Regions from separate parts of the Homo sapiens genome. Here region 1 is linked to region 2. Evidence: chromatin loops called from intact Hi-C (ENCODE). Cell type or tissue: gastrocnemius medialis. All regions are shown on one strand. Links, peaks and the distances in the headings refer to the core of each region. The heading gives the core; the rest is flanking DNA.

What was found. Hi-C counts contacts between places; a loop is a spot of excess contacts. Peaks named below come from ENCODE experiments on the same cell type or tissue, not always from the same donor. Only the 100,000 strongest peaks of a DNase experiment are listed, where the experiment ranks them.
Region 1: a loop joins it to region 2, with 2.5 times the contacts of the local background. A loop is called at or near these places in 10 of 110 quality-filtered maps.

Annotation. Positions count from the first base shown.
Region 1 is chr7:74,613,238-74,623,130 of GRCh38, forward strand. No RefSeq gene overlaps it. Among named protein-coding and RNA genes, the nearest start is that of MIR10525, 22 kb to the left of the region's middle. RefSeq lists enhancers at 3,606-4,171, 4,172-4,736. In gastrocnemius medialis, for the core only: no CTCF peak of the experiment used is centred there; a DNase peak (open chromatin) is centred at 4,244; H3K4me3 peaks cover 328 bases; H3K27ac peaks cover 972 bases.
Region 2 is chr7:74,669,297-74,679,189 of GRCh38, forward strand. The region is part of intron 1 of GTF2I (general transcription factor IIi); the gene reads left to right. Among named protein-coding and RNA genes, the nearest start is that of GTF2I, 17 kb to the left of the region's middle. In gastrocnemius medialis, for the core only: no CTCF peak of the experiment used is centred there; a DNase peak (open chromatin) is centred at 5,024; H3K27ac peaks cover 6,076 bases.

The DNA.
Region 1 (9,893 bases), core at 1,209-9,208, 56 kb before region 2:
GAGACGGGGTTTCACCATGTTGGCCAGGCTGGTCTTGAACTCCTGACCTCAGGTGATCCTCCTGCCTCAGCCTCCCAAAGTGCTGGGATTACAGGCGTGAGCCACCGCACCCAGCCTTTTTTTTTTTTTTTTTTTTTAAGACAGAGTCTCACTCTCACTCTGTCACCCAGGCTGGAGTGCAGTGGCATAATCTTGGTTTACTGTGACCTCCACCTCCCAGGTTCAAGCGATTCTCCTGCCTCAGCCTCCCAAGTAGCTGGGATTACAGACACCTATCACCAGGCCCACCTAATTCTTGCATTTTTAGTAGAGACAGGATTTCACCATGTTGGCCAGGCTGGTCTCAAACTCCTGACCTCAAGTGATCTGCCTGCCTCAGCTTCCCAAAGTGCTGGAATTACAGGCATGAGCCACCACGCCTGGCCACAGCTAATTTTTTTTAATGTTTTGTAGACAGGAGTCTCACTATGTTCCCCAGTCTGGTCTCTAACTCCTGGCCTCAAGGGATCCTCCTGCCTTGGCCTCCCAAAGTGCTAGGATTCCAGGTGTGAGCCACCACCCCTGGCCCAGAATGCTCTTTTCTTCTTCATAGCCTTCAGGCTTCATGCTGAGAACAGAGTCTCACTCTGTCACCCAGGCTGGAGTGCAGTGGTGCGATCTTGGCACCCGCCTCCTGGGTTCAAGCAATTCTCCTGCCTCAGCCTCCCAAGTAGCTGGAACTACAGGCATGCACCACCATGCCTGGCTAATTTTTGTATTTTTATTTTATTTTATTTTATTTATTTATTTTTGGATATGGAGTCTTGCTCTGTCACCCAGGCTAGAGGACAGTGGTGCCATCTTGGCTCACTGCAACCTCCCCCTCCCGGGTTCAAGCGATTCTCCTGCTTCAGCCTCTCAAGTTGCTGGGATTACAAGTGCCTGCCACCTCGCCTGGCTAATTTTTGTGTTTTTAGTAGAGACGGGGTTTCACCATGTTGGCCAGGCTAGTCTCAAACTCCTGACCTCATGATCCACCTGCCTCAACCTCCCAAAGTGCTGGGATTACAGGCATGAGCCACCTCATCCGGCCGACCCCATCTCTAACATAAAAATTTTCTTAAACTGGTGGGGCCTTTGGGAGGAGATAAGGTGATGAGGGTGAAGCCTTCATGAATGGGATTAGTGCCCTTATAAAAGGGACCTGTTTAAGCTTGTTTGCCCATTCCACCATATGAGGACATGTGAGAAGGGACCATCTATGAGAAACGGTTCCCTTACCAGACACCAAATCTGCCAGCACTTTGACCTTGGACTTCCCAGCTTCCAGAACTGTCAGAAACCTGCCAGGCGCAATGGCTCACGTCTGTAATCCCAGCACTTAGGGAGGCCAAGGCGGGCAGATCACTTGAGGTCAGGAGTTCAAGACCAGCCTGGCCAACAGGGTGAAACCCTGTCTCTACTAAAATACAACAAAATTAGCTGGGTGTGGTGGCACACACCTGTAGTGCCAGCTACTCGAGAGGCTGAGGCAGGAGAATCGCTTGCACCTGGGAGGCAGAGATTGCAGTGAGCCAAGACTGAGCCACTGAACTCCAGCCTGGGCGACAAGGCGAGACTCTGTCTCAAAAAAAAAAAAAAAGAACTGTAAGAAGAAAACGCTTGTTGTTTATAAGTCACCCCCCAGTGTATGGTATTTTTGTTGTAACAACCCATATGGACTAAGATACTTGGGTTGGCTGTCAGGGCCAGGAAGTAAAAGTGACCATGTTGTCTTCCCAGGAGGCCATAAGCCCATTGCTAAGGGAAATAAGCCATCAAGAACAATTCAATGGCCGGGCACAGTGGCTCACGCCTGTAATCCCAACACTTTGGGAAGCCGAGGCGGGTGGATCACCTGAGGTCAGGAGTTCGAGACCAGCCTGGCCAACACAGTGAAATACCGTCTCTACTAAAAATACAAAAAAAAAAAAAAAAAAATTAGCCGGGCATGGTGGCAGGCAACTGTAATCCCAGCTACTTGGGAAGGTGAGACAGGAAAATCACTTGAACCCGGGAGGCAGAGGTTGCAGTGAGCCAAGATCAAGCCACTACACTCCAGCCTGGGTGACAAGAGTAAAACTCCGTCTCAAAAAAAAAAAGGAACAATTGTATAATCCCACTTATGTGATATATCTAGAAAAGGTAAATTCACACAGACAGAAAATAGAATAAAGGCAACTAGAGATCAGGAGAAGGGGATATGGAGAGTTAGCGTTTAATGGGTAAAGAGTTTCTGTTTGGGGCCGGGCGCAGTGGTTTACATCTATAATCCCAACATTTTGGGAGGCTGAGGCAGGTGGATCACTTGAGGTCAGAAGTTCAAAACCAGCCTGGCCAACATGGCGAAACCCGTCTCTATTAAAAAAAAAAAAAAAAGAAAAGAAAAAGAAAAAATTTGAGACTCTGTCTCAAAAAAATAAATAATTAATTTTTTTAAAAATACAAAAATTAGCCAGGCCTGGTGGCACATGCTTGTAATCCCAGCTAATGGAGAGGTTGAGGCATGAGAATTGCTTGACCCTGGGAGGTAGAGTTTACAGTGAGCTGAGATTGAGCCATTGTACTCCAGCCTGGGCAAGAGAGCAAGACTTCATCTCAAAAAAAAAGCAAGTGTAGAAGAAAGAGTGGAAGGCAGTGTAGAAATATAAGTAGTAATTATCTTTCAGTAGTGGGATTATGAGTGTTTTTATTTTTTCCTCATGCTTTTCTCTTTGTATACTTTTCTTTTTCCTTTTTTTTTTTTTACATTTTTCTAAAATTAGCACATATTACACTTCTAATCAGGCAAAAATCAATGAGCGTTTTTTGGTTTGTTTGTTTTTAGACAAGGTCTCATTCTGTCACTCAAGCTGGAGTTTGGTGGCATGATCATAGCTCACTGCAGCCTTGAACTCCTGACCTCAAGCGATCCTCCTGCCTTAGCCTCCCAAAGCACTGGGATTACAGGCGTGAGCCACCATGCCTGGCCAACTGTTGTTTTCCCATAGCACATATTGTGCTTTGAATCAGAGTTGGCTGATACATGTCTCTTTCCCTTTGTCTTCTCTCGCCCCGACCGTGCACTCAGCGCCTAGAAGGCAGAAGCCATCTATGACCGTGGGGACCAAAGTGACACTCTGGAAATAGGGCGCATAAGGAGAGAGAGTGTGTGTTTCAGCAGCTGCTGCAGACTGCACCATCTAACCCTGAGCTGCTGTCACCCAAGAAAAGTGAAACTCATTTCTTATTTAAGCCACGGTTTGCAGGAGCTGAATGCAATCCTGACTGATCACCATATGCTCCATTTTCATTAAGCTAGAAAATTAGCCAGCCATGGTGGTGCATGCCTGTGGTCCCAGCTACTCCGGAGGCTGAGGCTGGAGGATCACTTGAGCACAGCAGGTAGAGGGTGCTGTGAGCTATGATCGTGCCACTGTACTCCAGCCTGAACCACAGAGCAAGACTCTGTTTCATAAAAATAAAGAGAAAAGGTAGAAAAATTACGTGTGTATGTGTGATCACTTACATGAGCATAAAGATGCTGAAGGATACATATCTTGCCATTAACATTGATAGTCAATATCAAGGGATAAGATTAGAGACAATGGAGAGATTATGAGGTTTCTATTTTTTAATTAATTAATTAATTATTTATTTTGAGGTAGAATCTCGCTCTGTCACCCGGGCTGGAGTGCAGTGGTGTGATCTCCGCTCACTGCAACCTTTGCCTCCCAAGTTCAAGCGATTCTCCTGCCTGAGCCTCCCAACGGCGAAACTCAGTCTCTACTAAAAATACAAAATTAGCCGGGCGTGGTGGCAGAGTGTGGTAGGTGCAGGCCTAGGGAGACTGAGGACATGGAAGGTTCGGTGGAGTTTTCCAGTTTGAGCCCAGGCCACCAGATTCAGAGTTGCTCCAAATTCCTTGGTGCAAAGGGTCAGGCTCCAGTTCCATTAGCCTAATGCAGCAGGCATCCAGGAGACCGGCAGGGCCCTGCCTGGGGACATGAGACCCAGAGGGGCAAGTGCAGCCTGGCAGAGGAGCAGAGTGACAGCTGTGGCATGTGGCGCTGGCCCCAGGCTCCCCAGAGGTGTGCCCTGGCTCTCATGAGCAGACCCAGTTACCTGCCCTGCTCTGGGGCTCTGAGATGGTGGCTGGATCCCATCTTACATGCAGCTGAGCTGGGCTGGGGCACACAGGAGCCAGGCGTGTGCCCAGTAACAAACAAAACCATGTGGCCATGCTTGCACATGATCCATGTCTTCTTGGTCAGCAGCTCTTTGCTGCTCAGAGCCTTCATGGCGCCTGCCCTGTGAAGCCACGTGGTGGGGACGGGGGTGGGGATCACAGTGCTGCTGGCCCAAACCCCCTCCCACACCCCTGCCTCCCTGCTCCTATTTCCTCTCTCGAGGCAGCCAAGGGTTTCCTGTCTTTCTGGCTGTCTGAGCGGCTTCCTCATTTATCTCTCAACATCTTGCAGCAGGTGCCATCGTTCCTTCTGTTCTTGGAAACTCAGACAGGCTGGGACCAAGCAGAGATCCGTGGGGATTGTTCAAAGGAGAGATGGCAGAGGGAAATGGCAGTGGGGTTAGTTTTGCAGGACCCAGCTAGGTTCTGGGGGAGCCAGCAGAGAGAAGGGTTTCTTTCTTTTCTCTCTCTGCTTTTTTTTTTTTTTTTTTTTCTGTTTTTAGAGACAGGGCCTTGCTCTAACACCCAGGTGGAGGCGCAGTGGCGTAATCACAGCTCACTGCAGCCTCGACCTCCCAGGTTCAAGTGATCCATGATTCTCCTGCCTCAGCCTCCTGAGTAGCTGGGACCACAGGCACACGCTACCATGCCCGGCTAATTTTTATTTTTGTAGAAATGGGGTCTCACTATGCTTCCCAGGCTGGTTTCAAACTCCTGTCCTCAAGAGGTTCTCCTGCCTTTTGGGGCCAAATTCCTGAAACCTGGACTGACTCCTGTGCCCCCTCCTCCTTTCTGACCCAGTAAAAGTCTTCTCTTTGCAGCTTCTGCACAGGGACCAAGTGAAATTGCTAACACGGGTCGGGCGCAGTGGCTCACACCTGTAATCCCAGCACTTTGGGAGGTTAAGGTGGGTGGCAGATCATTTGAGGTCAGGAGTTTGAGACCAGCCTGTCCAACATGGTAAAATCGCGCTGGGTGCGGTGGCTCACGCCTGTAATCCCGGCACTTTGGGAGGCCGAGACGGGCAGATCACGAGGTCAGGAGTTCTAGACCAGCCTGACCAACATGGTGAAACCTTGTCTCTACTAAAAATACAAAAATTAGCTGGGCCTGGTGGTGGGTGCCTGCAATCCCAGCTACTCGGGAGGCTGAGGCAGGAGAATCGCTTGAACCCAGGAGGCAGAGGTTGCAGTGAGCCGAGATCATGCCATTGCACTCCAGCCTGGGCAACAGGGCAAGACTCCATCTCATAAAAAAAAAAAAAAAAAAAAAAAAAAAGAATTGATTAAATGCCAACATGGTGAAATTTCATCTCAAAATACAAAAATTAGCTGGGCATGGTGGCACACACCTGTGGTCCCAACTACTTGGGAGGCTGAGGCGGGAGAATAACTTGAACCTGGGAGGCGGAGGTAGCAGTGAGCCAAGATCATGCCACTGCACTCCAGCCTGGGAGACAGAGTGAGACTCCAGCTCTGAAAAAAAAAAAAAAAAAGCAATTGTTAACAGAATCGTGGCTCCGAAAGTAGGGTTGCCAAATAAAATACAAGAAGCCTAGTCAAATGTGAATTTCAGATGAACAACAAATAATTGTTTTAGTGTAAGTTATGTCCATATATTGCAAGGAACATGATTGCACTCAAGAATTATTTGTTGTTTATCTGAAATTCAAATTCAACACAGCATCCCCTATTTTTATTTGCTAAATGTGGCAACCTGATCCTAAAACGGCTCAGCTTTCAAAGTTCTAATCAGATTTCTCAGAAAGGAAAGAGAGGGAGAAGGAGAGGGAACAAAAGAACAAATTGCCCCCTAAAGAAAGAAATCACTCCGTGTGCCTGAGCAATTGAGGGGCTTCCTCCTGCAGGCCCAGACACAGATGCCCCAGGAGAGAGGGCCAGGCTGTGTGAGACACTTAGGTGCTAATACTGGTTCAGCCACCAACTTCCCACCTCCCTGTAGGTCATCCCCGGGCAGTGGTTGGGATTCCCTGAGCTCCAGGGCACCTCCTCGCTGAAGATTCACAGGCCCCGGTGTCCTGGGTGCTGTCATTCATCGCACTAGTTCCCAGCACCCCCTCTGTCTGCAAAGGTCAGGCCCTGGGAGAGGAGTGAGACTCCTGGGCCCCCGAGCAGCTGGCTAGCAGGCAGATACAGACCCATAAACAGATCTCCAAGATCCAAGGGGGCAGAATTTCTGCCTTCTCCTTTAGACAGAGAGTTAGTCCCTGCTGAGCCCCGCACCTGTTCTCTCCCCTGTGCCAGCAGCCACTCAGGGATCTGCAGGGGCTGCCTACAGGTGATACTGGCTGCAGTGGCCCTAACATCGTCGACAAAAAAAAGCTCTCCATGGAGGCTGGGCGCGGTGGCTTACGACTATAATCCCAGCACTTTGGGTCGTTGAGGCGGATGGATCACCTGAGGTCAGGAGTTTGAGACCAGCCTGGCCAACATGGGCAAACCCCGTCTCTACTAAAAATATAAAAATTAGCCAGGCAGCTGGGCGAGGTGGGTCATGCATGTAATCCAGCACTTTGGGAGGCCGAGGTGGGTAGATCACCTGAAGTCAGGAGTTTGAGACCAGCCTGGTCGACGTGGTAAAACCTCGTCTCTACTGAAAAAAAAAAAAAAAAAAAAAATTGGCCAGGCGTGATGGTGGGCGCCTATAATCCCAGCTACTTGGAAGGCTGAGGCTGGAGAGTCGCTTGAACCCGGGAGCCAGAGGTTGTAGTGAGCCGAGATCGCGCCATTGCACTCCAGCCTGGGCGATAAGAGAGAAACTCCATCCCCCCAAAAAAATTAGCCAGGCATGGGCCGGGCGCAGTGGCTCATGCCTGTAATCCCAGCACTTTGGCAGGCCAAGGCCAGCGGATCACCTGAGGTCAGGAGTTCGAGACTAGCCTGGCCAACATGGTGAAACCCCATCTCTACTAAAAATACAAAAATTAGCCAGACGTGGTGGAGGGCGCCTGTAATCCCAGCTACTCGGGAGGCTGAGGCATGAGAATTGCTTGAACCCAGAAGGCGGAGGTTACAGTGAGCCAAGGTCACACTACTGTGCTATAGCCTGGGCAATAGAGCAAGACTCAGTCTCAAAAAAAAAAAAAATTAGCCAGGCATGGTGACAGCTGCCTGTAGTCCCAGCTACTTGGTAGGCTGAGGCACAAGAATCATTTGAATCTGGGAGGCAGAGGTTGCAGTGAGCCGAGATTATGCCACTGCATTCCAGCCTGGGCAACAGAGCGTGACTCCGTCTCAAAAAAAAAAAAAAAAAAAGCTCTCCATGCAGTCCCCTCATTCTTTCTTTTTTTTTTTTTCTTTTAGCATTAGGATCCTTCCCTGTCCCTCTCGAGTAGCTGGATTACAGGCTCCTGCCACTGCGCCTGGCTAATTTTTGTATTTTTAGTAGAGACGGGGTTTCACCATGTTGGTCAGGCTAGTCTCAAACTCCTGACCTCGTGATCTGCGCGCCTCAGCCTCCCAAAATGCTGGGATGGTAGGCGAGAGCCACTGCGCCCGGCAATCCTTGTCTTTTTATTATTGAGTTATAGTTCTTTACATATCTAGATACAGTCCTGGATCAGATATATGATTTGTAAAAATGGTTCCCTGTTCTGAGATTTTCTTCTCACTTTCTTGATGGTGTCTTTCAAAGCATAATTTTTTTTTTTGAGACGAAGTTTCGCTCTCGTTGCCCAGGCTGGAGTGTGCAATGGTGCAATCTCAGCTCACCACAACCTCTGCCTCCCGGGTTCAAGCGATTCTCCTGCCTCAGCCTCCTGACTAGCTGGGATTACAGGCATGTGCCACCAAGCCCAGCTAATTTTGTATTTTTAGTAGAGGTGGGGTTTCTCCATGTTGGTCAGGCTGTTCTTGAACTCTCGACCTCAGGTGATCCGCCCACCTCGGCCTCCCAAAGTGTTGGGATTACAGGCATGAGCCACCGCACCCAGCGTTTTTTGTTTTTTTAAATAGAGCCTCGCTCTGTCGCCCAGGCTGGAGCACAGTGGTGCAGTTTCAGCTCACTGTAACTTCCATCTCCCACGTTCAAGTGATTCTCCTGCCTCAGCCTCCCGAGTAGCTGGGATTACAGGCATGCACCATCACGCCTGACTAATTTTTGTATTTTTAGTAGAGATGGGGTTTTGCCGTGTTGGCCAGCCTGGTCTGGAACTCCTGACCTCAGGTGATCCACCTGCCTGGGCCTCCCAAAGTGCTGGGATTACAGGTGTGAGCCACCGTGCCCGGCCCCTGTTTGGTTTTAAAAGGACACATTGATCAGCACAGATGTTCATCACTGGGCTATTTATAATAATCAAATAGAGGCAATATCTAAATGTTCCACAGTAGAAGATGGTTAAGTGGATGTTGATGACAATGATGATGATGACAACGAATATTCCTCATGGCTTATTCTGTGCCAAACACTGTGCAAATGACCTTATATGAAAATTATCGGCCAGGCATATTGGCTCACACTTGTAACCCCAGCACTTTGGGAAGCCGAGGCGGGCGGATCACCCAAGTTCAGGAATTTCGAGACCAGCCTGGGCAACATGGTGAAACCCCATCTCTACAAAAAATACAAAAATTAAAAAAAAAAAAAAAGAAATACAAAAATTAGCTGGGCGTGGTGGCACGTGCCTCTAGTCCCAGCTATTCAGAGACCAAGGCAAGAGAATCTCTTCAGCCTGGGAGGTGGAGGTTGCAGTGAGCCAAGATCACACCACTGCACTCCAGCCTGGGTGACAGAGCAAGACCTTGTCTCAAAAAAAGAAAAAAGAAAAAAGAAGTGGGGGCGGAGGGGAGGGGAGGAGAGGGGAGGAAAGGAGAGGGAAGGAGAGAAGAGGAGAGGAGAGGAGAAAAATTACTATTAAGCGTAAGTTATCATTTTCCAACCTGATAAAGGGCATCTACAGGCTAGGCACAGTGGCTCATGCCTGTGATCCCAGCACTTTAGGAGGCTGAGGGAGGAGGGCTGCTTGAGGCCGGGAGTTCAAGCCTAGCCTGGGCAACACAGCAAGACTCCATCTCTACAAAAAAAAAAAATTTTTTTTAATTAGCCAGCCGCAGTGGCACATCCCTGTGTTTCCACCTACTCAGGAGGCTGAGACAGGAGGATCTCTTGAGCCCACAAGTTGGAGGCTGAAGTGAGCTATGATCACGCCACTGCACTCCAGCCTGGGCAACAGAGCAAGATCCTCTCTCAGAAAGAAAGCAAAACAGGAGAAAATTTGGACACAGAGGCAAAAGGAAGACTAGGTGGGGAGACTCAGCAAGAACACCATGTGAAGGCGCATGTTTGGAGCAATGCATCTACCAGCTGACGAATGCCAAAGGTTGCCAGGAAACCACCAGACCCTAGGACAGAGGCATGGGACAGATTCTCACCATCATCCTTGTCATCATCACCCACTTAACACAGCCTGCACAGGGAATCAACCCTGCTGACATGTTCACTTTTGGGCTCTGGCCTCCAGACCTGCAAGACAATAAACTACTTTTTTGTGTGTGTTCAGACAAGGTCTCACTCTGTTGCCCAGGCTAGAGCACAGTGGCACAATCTCAGCTCACTGCAACGTCGGCTTCCCTGGTTCAAGCGATTCTCGTGCTTCAGGCTCCTGGGTAGCTGGGATTTTAGGCGCGCACCACCATGCCTGGCTAATAGTAAACTTCTTTAAAAAGGATGGCCAGGCATGGTGGCGCAT
Region 2 (9,893 bases), core at 986-8,985:
CAGCTCAGTACAACCTCCACTTCCTGGGTTCAAGCGATTCTGGTGCCTCAGCCTCCTGAGTAGCTGGGATTACAGGCGTGCACCACAATGTCTGGCTAATCTTTGTGTTTTTTGGTAGAGAACGAGGTTTCATCATGTTGGCCAGGCTGGTCTCAAACTCCTGACCTGAAGTGATCCGCCCGCCTAGGCCTCCCAAACTGTTGGGATTACAGGCGTGAACCATCGCTCCCAGCTGGAAGGTGACTTTTTTTTTTTTTGAGACAGTGTCTCCCTCTGTTGCCCAGGCTGGAGTGCAGTGGCACGATCTCGGCTCACTGAAACCTCCGCCTCCTGTTCAAGCTCTTCTCGTGCCTCAGCTTCCTGAGTAGCTGGGACTACAGGTGCACGCCACCATGCCCAGCAATTTTTGTATTATTAGTAGAGACGGGGTTTCACCATATTGGCCAGGCTGGTCTCAAATTCCTGACTTTGTGATCCACTCACTTCGACCTCCCAAAGTGCGGGGATTACAGGTGTGAGCCACCGTGTCCGGCCAAGGTGACTTTTTAAAGTTAAATTTTAAAACGATCTTTGAGGAGTAAATTTGACATAAGCAGGTGTTCATGCACAAATGCCTTAAAAGGTACACATACTTCATTTCAAAGCAGTTATTTATTTTGACACTTGTCTCATTAATTTTCCTGCTCTCTCAGAAAATAGGTTATTTTATTTAGCCGTGATAATTAATGCAGTTTGTTGGGAAATAAGCTATTTTCAATTTACCAGGCTTGGATTTGGTGAGTTTTTATGTAAATTAATAGATATATGTACATATATTTTTAAAATAACTATTTTAGTGAAGTTTAAATTATAAATGCTTGCTCATTCACTGAATGCTTTTGTGATGCACTTTATTAAGAATTGACATGCATTCTGATAACAACTTTGTAAGGTAAGTATGCAGACTGTTGTCATTTTCCAGACTAGTAAATTTGGGATTAAAGAATCCCAGGGTCACCTGTAAGATTTGAGACAGGACTTGAATTCAGAACTTTTGCCTGATTGCAAAGCTCACCTTCCTAATAGCTTTGCTCTGTTGCCTGCCTTCTGTGAACAGTGCTTTTAAAAAAGTAAAGATTGTCGGGTGTGGGTGGCTCACGCCTGTAATCCCAGCACTTTGGGAGGCCGAGGTGGGTGGATCATCTGAGGTCAGGAGTTTGAGACCATCCTGGCCAACATGGTAAAACCCCGTCTCTACTAAAAATACAAAAAATTAGCCAGGTGTGGTGGCATCTACCTGTAGTCCCAGGTACTCGAGGCAGGAGAATTGCTTGAACCTGGGAGACGGAGGTTGCAGTGAGCTGAGACTACGCCACTGCATTCTAGCCTGAACGACAGAGTCAGACTCTTTCTCAAAAAAAAACAAAAAAAAAACAAAAAAAAAAAACACCTCAAGAACAAAGTAAAGATGGACCTTTAGATAATAGCTACTTGATTTTCATTTTCTCTTCCAAATGGTTTTTCCAAAATCCAACTGAGTTTTAAATTTGGAGTCATGTCAAAGGGACACATTCTTTGTGTATTGGCAGAGTAAGCTGCTGCTGTTTAAAAATCTGGACTATCAATTTAAAAGTATAATTAATACATATGCAAAAATGGTGTCTTAAACTGTGGTGCAAGGAAAATAGGTCTTTCCGAATAGCTGGTAAGATTTTTCCTTGTTTGTTTTTTAAGGATGTTGTTTTGGCTACTGTGAAACTCAGAACTCAGAGCTGAACTTGTGATCCACTGATTGGGCAGATCCTTTTTTTTTTTTTTTTTTTTTTTTTGAGACAGAGTCTCACTCTGTTGCCCAGGGTGGAGTGCAGTGGCGTGATCTCAGCTCACTGCAACCTCAGCCTCCTAGGTTCAAGTGATTCTCTTGCCTCAGCCTCCCGAGTAGCTGAGATTACAGGCGTGCACCACCACACCCGGCTAATTTTTGTATTTTTGGTAGAGACAGAATTTCACCATGATGTCCAGGCTGGTCTTGAACTCCTGACCTCAGGTGATTTGCCCACCCTGGCCTCCCAAAGTGCTGGGATTATAGGCATGAGCCACTGCACCTGGCTAGATCTTTTCTTTATTATTTTGTCATTCTTTCCTTCACCTGGCTTTTTAAAAAAGTTAAATTTAGCTATTAGCTGTCTGAAGTGTCTTGTTTTTTTTTTTTCTTTAATGGGGTCACCATACTATAAAGCTTTAAGTACGAATACAACACAGTTGTAAATCGTTTCAAATCTTAACCCTTCAAATTTATTTTATTTTTTCTTGAGGGATATTTGTTATTTATTGATGTAAGTGCCAGCTTTATTTCAGCAGATAGAAATTAACAATTTTGTATCTTAAAATGTCAGCATACGCCCCTAGAAAAATTTCACAGCCGGCTGGCCATGGTGTCTCACGCCTGTAATCTGAGTACTTTGAAAGGCCACGGTGGGAGGACTGCTTGAGCACGGGAGTTTGACACCAGCCTGGGCAACATAGTGAGACCCTGTCTCTACCAAAAAATCAAAAAAATTAGCCGGGTGTGGTGGTGCATTCCTGTAGTCTCAGCTACTAAGAAGGATGAGGTGGGAGGATTGCTTGAGCCCAGGAGGTTGAGGCTACAATGAGCCATGTCCCTGCCACTGCATTCCAGCCTGGGTGACAGAGCAAGACCCTGTCTCAAAAAAAAAAATTCAAACCCTTGATTTAAAAATCAATCCTGATCAAAGATTTGGCCTAGGGATTTCTTATTTTATTTGGAAGTACTTGCCATTCATATATATGTATGAGTTATATATATTCATATATATATGAGTTAAAAATTAAAGTCAAATGAACTAAAATGAGTTCTTTGGCTCTATTTCTTATCTGCTGAAGTGTATATGTTAATATACATTAATATAAATCGTGATAGTTTATATCCTGTTATTAAATATTTGTAAAACAGAACCTCTGGCCGGGCACGATGGCTCTCGCCAGTAATCCCAGCACTTCGGGAGGCTGAGGCGTGCAGATATTGCCTGGGCTCAGGAGTTTGAGACCAGCCTGGGCAACATGGTGAAACCCCGTCTCTACTAAAATTACAAAAATTAGCCAGGAGTGATGGTGCACCCCTGTAATCCCAGCTACTCGGGAGCTGAGGCAGCAGAATCACTTGGACCCGGAAAGCAGAGTTTCCAGTGAGCCAGGATCGTGCCACTGTACTCCGGCCTGGGCAACAGAGTGAGACTCTGTCTCAAGAAAAACAAACAAACAAACAAAAAAAAACACAGAGCCTGTGAATTGCTGACCTAATTTATTTTCCTTGGGAAAATACCTAGTAAGCCTATGGAGATAAACTCTTAGAATTGAAGTATTGTTCATTATAAGCAAGGCATACAGAAGTCCTGCCTATTCCAGGTCTAGTGTAGTCTCTGGAGAACTTATCTTTTCTAAGATACTATGTACAGTAAACAGGAAGCTCTCTGTTGGAGGATATGTCAGAGCTGGAGATTGGACTAGAATACTGAAGACAATATCGACAACAATGACATTTTTTGAGAGTTTATGAGTTTACTGTTTTGTTTTTTTTCTTTTGAGACAGAGTCTCATTCTGCTGCCCAGGCTGGAGTGCAGTGGCACGATCTCGGCTCACTGCAACCTCTGCCTCCTGGGTTCAAGCGATTCTCCTGCCTCAGCCTCCCTAGTAGCTGGGACTACAGGCGCGTGCCACCACGCCCGGCTAATTTTTTGTATTTTTAGTAAAGATGGGGTATCACCGTGTTAGCCAGGATGGTCTCCATTTCCTGACCTCATGATCTGCCCGCCTTGGCCTCCCAAAGTGCTGGGATTACAGGCCTGAGCCACTGCCCCGAGCTGAGTTTACTGTTTTAAGTGCTACCTGCATTAACATCTTTAATCCTCATAGCAATCCTGAGATGTGAGGTAGGCACTATTATGATCCCATTTTAAAGTTGAGAAAAATGAGGTTAACTAATCTGAAAAATATAGTAAGGGACAGTGTTAATATAAAACTAGGCAGCCAGACAACTCCTGCTCTTAACTGCTATGTGGTTTTTGGATTTGTTTGTTTGTTTGTTTTTGTTTTGTCTGAGATGGAGTTTCTCTCTTGTTGCCCAGGCTAGAGTGCAATGGTGTGATCTGACCTCAGCTCACTGCAACCTCTGCCCCTCAGGTTCAAGCAATTCTCCTGTCTCAGCCTCCCGAGTAGCTGGAATTACAGGCATGCGCAGCCATGCCTGGCTAATTTTGTATTTTTAGTAGAGACAAGGTTTCTCTGTTAGTCAGGCTGGTCTCGAACTCCTGACCTCAGGTGATTGCCTCACCTCGCCCTCCCAAAGTGTTGAGATTACAGGGATGAGCCACCACGCCCGGCCTCTTTTTTTTTTTTTTTTTTTTGAGACCAGTCTTGCTCTGTCGCCAATCTAAAGTGCAGTGGTGTGATCTCAGCTCACTGCAACCTCCACCTCCCAGGTTCAAGCGATTCTCCCGCCTCAGCCTCCCGAGTAGCTGGGATTACAGGCACCCACCACCACACCCAGCTAATTTTTGTAGTTTTAGTAGAGACAGGGTTTCACCGAGTTGGCCAGGATGGTCTAGATCTCTTGACCTCGTGATCTGCCCACCTCGGCCTCCCAAAGTGCTGGGATTACAAGCGTGAGCCACCGCGCCTGGCATAAAACTATTTTTAAAAGAAGAAAAATAGCTACAAAATTTAAAAAGCAGGTAAAATGTACAACTAATATAAACCAGCTAGTGATCTATGACTTTTTTTTTTTTTTTTTTTTAACAGGGTCTTGTTCTGTCTCCCAAGCTGGAGTGCAGTGGTGTGGTCATAGGTCACTGCAGCGTCGAACTCCTAGGCTCAAGTGATCCTCTTGCCTCAGGCTCCTGAGTAGCTGGGACAACAGGCGTGTACCACACCTGGATACTTTTTAAATTTTTGGTAGAGAAGGGATCTCACTCTATTGCCAAGCTGGTGTCGAACTCTTGGTCTTAAGCAGCCCTCCCACGTCAGCATCCCAAAGTGTTGGGATTTCAGAGGTGAGCCACGGCGCCCAGTCTGAGTCACTTTTAAACTTAGAAAATAGTTGCAAGAACAGCAAATAAACAAAACTTGCTCACATATCTTTCACGTAGAGACTTGCATTCAAGTTCTGCCCATCGTTTTGGTGATGGATGTCCTTTATTGCAAGACTGTAATCCAGGATCACATTTCCACCCAGTTTCCTTGCCTCTCTAATATACTTTTTTGAGATGGAGTTTCACTCTTGTTGCTCAGACTGGAGTGCAGTCGTGCAATCTCAGCTCACTGTAACCTCTGCCTCCCGGTTTCAAGCAATTCTCCTGCCTCAGCCTCCCGGGTAGCTGGGATTACAGGCATGAGCCACCACGCTCAACTAATTTTGCATTTTTTTTTTTTTTAGTGGAGACGGGGTTTCTCCATGTTGGTCAGGCTGGTCTTGAACTCCCAACCTCAGGTGATCCGCCCACCTCGGCCTCCCAAAGTGCTGGGATGATGGGCATGAGCCACTATGCCCAGCCCTCTAATATATATATATATTTTTTTGAGACGGAGTTTCACTCTTTCACCCAGGCTGGAGTGCAGTGGCACCATCTCAGCTCACTGCAACTTCTTCCTCCTGGTTCAAGCGATTCTCCTGCCTCAGTCTCCCAAGTAGCTGGGATTACAGGCACCTGCCACCACACCCAGCCAATTTTTGTATTTTTAGTAGAGATGGGGTTTTGCCATGTTGGCCAGGCTGGTGTCGAACTCCTGACCTCAGGTGATCCACCCACCTCGGCCTCCCAAAGTGCTGGGATTACAGGTGTGAGCCATCCATCCCGGCCTAATATACTTTATTTTAGAACAGTTTTTCAGTGTTTTGAGTTTCATTCATGCCCTTGACCTTTTTGAAGACTAGAGGCATTTTTATAGACTGTCTCTTAACTCAGGTTTGTCCAGTGCTTCCTCATGCTTATATTGAGGTTAAGCATTTTGAGCAGGAATATCCATGTTTTCCTTGCATTTTGTTGGGTGGGACGTGGTGTTTGTCTGTCTGGAGACTAGTGTTAACTTTGATGACTTGGTTACGATGGGATGTGCCATGTTCTCCTTTTTTTTAAAAGAATGAATATTTTTAAAAGAAGAAAAGTAGCTATGAACTAGTATTTTGTGGTACAATACTTTGGCAAAATGAAAATATCTCCTTTTAGTATTGAGGAATCCTATTTCTTTGAGAGGCTGTTTTTTTTGGGGGGGGCAGAAGGTCAGTTCATAGACTTAAATACCATTATAGTTGTTGTCTAAGCCCTTGAAAACTTAATGTTTTTCTAAAGTTTAAATTTGTAGATAATGGAATTTGAAAAATATTTAAAATCGGATTAAATTTTACAGTGTATAGTGTGGTTTGAAAGAGAATGGGGGGCTGGGCGCAGTGGCTCACACCTGTAATCCCAGCACTTGGGAGGCCGAGGTGGGCAGATCACTAGAGGTCAGGAGTTGGAGACCAGCCTAGCAAACATGGCAAAACCCCGTCTCTACTAAAAATACAAAAATTAGCTGGGCATGGTGATGGGCGCCTATAGTCCCAGCTACGCAGGAGGCTGAGGCAGGAGAATCGCTTGAACCCGGGAGGCAGAGGTTGCAGTGAGCCAAGATCATGCCACTGCACTGCAGCCTGGGTGACAGAGCAAGACTCCATCTAAAACAAACAAACAAACAAACAAACCAAATAAAAAGACAGAGAATGGGGAATTGAGGACATCTAGTCAGTTGGATAGATCTGGATTCTATTCTTAGCAATTCTGTGATCTTGGGCAATTTACATTGTCTTTTAAGTTATCAGCTGTTCTTAGGTTATAAAAAGATCCATTTTGTAAATTGTGTCAAGCAGATGTCGACCATTTATAATAAACTTATCAAGATATGAAGTTAATTTCTTTGCTGTCATTCGAAAGACAAACTGATAGGGTCAGCAAACTACCTTAAACATGTTCTCATTAAAACAAAAATTAAAAACACAGCTCCTATAGCCAGACGTGGTGGCAGATGCCTGTAGTCCCAGCTAATTGGGAGACTGAGGTAGGAGGATCCTTTGAGCCCAGGAGTTTGCAGCCATCTTGGGCAACATAGTGAGACCCTTATCTGAAAAACAAACAAACAAACAAACCAAAACCCTAGCAAAGCACATTTTCTATAGAAGCTACTCAGTGGACATAATTAAAACAAATGGTAGTATCTTGAAAAAATTAAGACATTTAGTGTGAACCACATGTCTAGAAAAAAAAATTAAATAGAAAACATTAAGATATTTACAAAGTCTGTGTTTACAATCTGAACTGATTATATTAAATGTATACTGACATTTTAGGGATGAATAAATTTCCTTCTGAAAAACAGATTTTAGTTTTGGCTTTTAGTACTTAATAATTATAGGGAGAACATGGAAATATTAAATACCAACAATTTGGCTGGGCATGATGGCTCATGCCTGTAATCCCAGCACTTTAGGAGGCTGAGGCGGGCAAATCACTTGAGGTCAGGAGTTCAAGACCAGCCTGGCCAACATGGGGAAACCCTGTCTCTACTAAAAATACAAAAAAAGCTAGCTGGGTGTGGTGTCAGGTGCCTGTAATCCCAGCTACTCCGGAGATCCAGCCAGGAGAATTGCTTGAACCCAAGAGGTGGAGGTTGCAGTGAGCCGAGATTACGCCCCTGCACTCCAGCCTGGGCGACAGAGTGAGACTCTGTCTCCAAAACAAAACAAAAACAAAACAAAAAACCGAAAAAACCCCAACAGTTTCAGAGATGAAAAGATTTAGGCGGCCTAAAAGATTGCCAAAATGTAGTATTACATGATAATCTAAACTAGTTTTAATGCAGCTGAATCCTGGTTTAGACTAAAGTCAGCTGATTGAACTACTAGTATTAGATCTTTTGGATTTATTTTAAGCACTATTTTAGGACAAAATATCTAACATTTTACTTGATGAATTTTAACTTTTTCTTACCACTCATTGTTTTGAAGAAATTACTTTGTAAAAGTTTGAGATGTCACTAATTTTTCCCTTGGCATTAAGCGATACATGAATTCATTTTATTCTTCTGACTGAGGATGTTTCTGTTAGTGTATACATTCAAGAATATGATGATGCCATTAGTCATTTAATTTTGTTGAAACTTGGCTTTAGTGGCTGTTAATAAAATGAATTGGTTGGCCAGGTGTGGCACTTTGGGAGGCTGAGGCGGGCAGATCACCTGAGGTCAGGAGTTCCAAGACCAGCCTGGCCAACATGCTGAAACCCCATCTCTACTAAAAAAAAGAAAATTAGCCGGGCGTGGTGACATACACCTGTAATCCTAGCTACTCGGGAGGCTGAGGCAGGAGAATTGCTTGAACCCAGGAGGCGGAGGTTGCAGTGAGCCAAGATCACGCCACTGCACTCCAGCCTGGGCGACAGAGTGAGATTCTGTCTCAAAAAAAAAAAAAAAGTAAATTTGGGTTTTACAGTTTTTCCTCTTATACAAAAGATAACTGGAGACTAGATCTCAAAGAATGAAGACAGCTGGAAAGCTGGAAGACACCAGAAAACCAAGAAAGAGAGAACTTCCCTGAAATACTGGCCAAGGCAGAAGTGCATCCACCAGTACTGCAGACTCACCGCTGTAGTCCATTTTTTGGAATAGGGGGACAAAAACTTAGGTTTGGACGGAAAATTTCTCTGGTAAAAGTATTATTTCTGTCTGTCTCTCTCTCTCTCTCTTTAATGGACACGGGCTTACTCTGTCACCCAGGCTGGAGTGCAGTGGTGCCATCATGGCTCACTGCAGCCTTCACCTCCTGGGCTCAAGCCATCCTCCTGTCTCGGCCTCCCAGAGCGCTGGGATTACAGGTGTGAGCTACTGAGCCCGGCTTTTTTTTTTTTTTTTTTTTAACTCAAGCCTGTTGAATAATTACAGAATTGAATACCATTACCTGTCTTAAATACTGTCTTCCAGGGACAATATCCTAGTGGCAATTATTTTAGCTAATTTTGAAGGTTTTTCTCAGTTTTTATTCATCTAAGCATCTAGGGGTTTAGTGATTATTGTCTGAATGCAAAACATTGAGTTAAGAAAGATACTGATTTTTGCAGTCTTGAGTTTATCTCGCCTTCCTTAAGTAAAGGTGCAGTGTAGATCTTCATTGCTTATTACAAGTAAAAATAGTAGCCTGTAGAAATTTGTGCAGAAGAAAATAAAATAATGGGCCTGGTGTTTCTCATCAGTTTAAATCCATTTCACCTTCGTTGAGACTGAGTCTTCAGTCTTTTAGGTGGCGAGTCAAGGTTTTACTAATTTAAACTATTGTCTAAATTCAGGGCTGTCTTTCATTGTTAAAGGAGATAGTTTGCCTGACAGTACCTGGAAGCAGTGTTTTGTGACATAAGTAATGTGTTCACCTAGATAATCGGTCTGTAACCTACTCATATATATATATTTTTTGAGACAGAGTCTCGCTCTGTCACCCAGGCTGGAGTGCAGTGGCGCGATCTCGGCTCACTGCAACCTCCGCCTCCCGGGTTCAAGCAATTCTCCTGCGTCAGCCTCCTGAGTAGCTGGGAATCCAGGTGTGCGCCACCATGCCTGGCTAATTTTTGTATTTTTAATAGAGATGGGGTTTTAGCATGTTGGCCAGGCTGGTCTCGAACTCCTGACCTTGTGATTTGCCCACCTCAGCCTCCCAAAATGCTGGGATTACAGGCATGAGCCACCGCGCCCAGCTATATTTTTAAAAATTTTTTAATTTTTTGAGATGGAGTCTCACTCTGTTGCTCAGGCTGGAGTGCAGTGGCGTGAACTTGGATCACTGCAACCTCCGCCTCCCGGGTTCAAGGGATTCTCC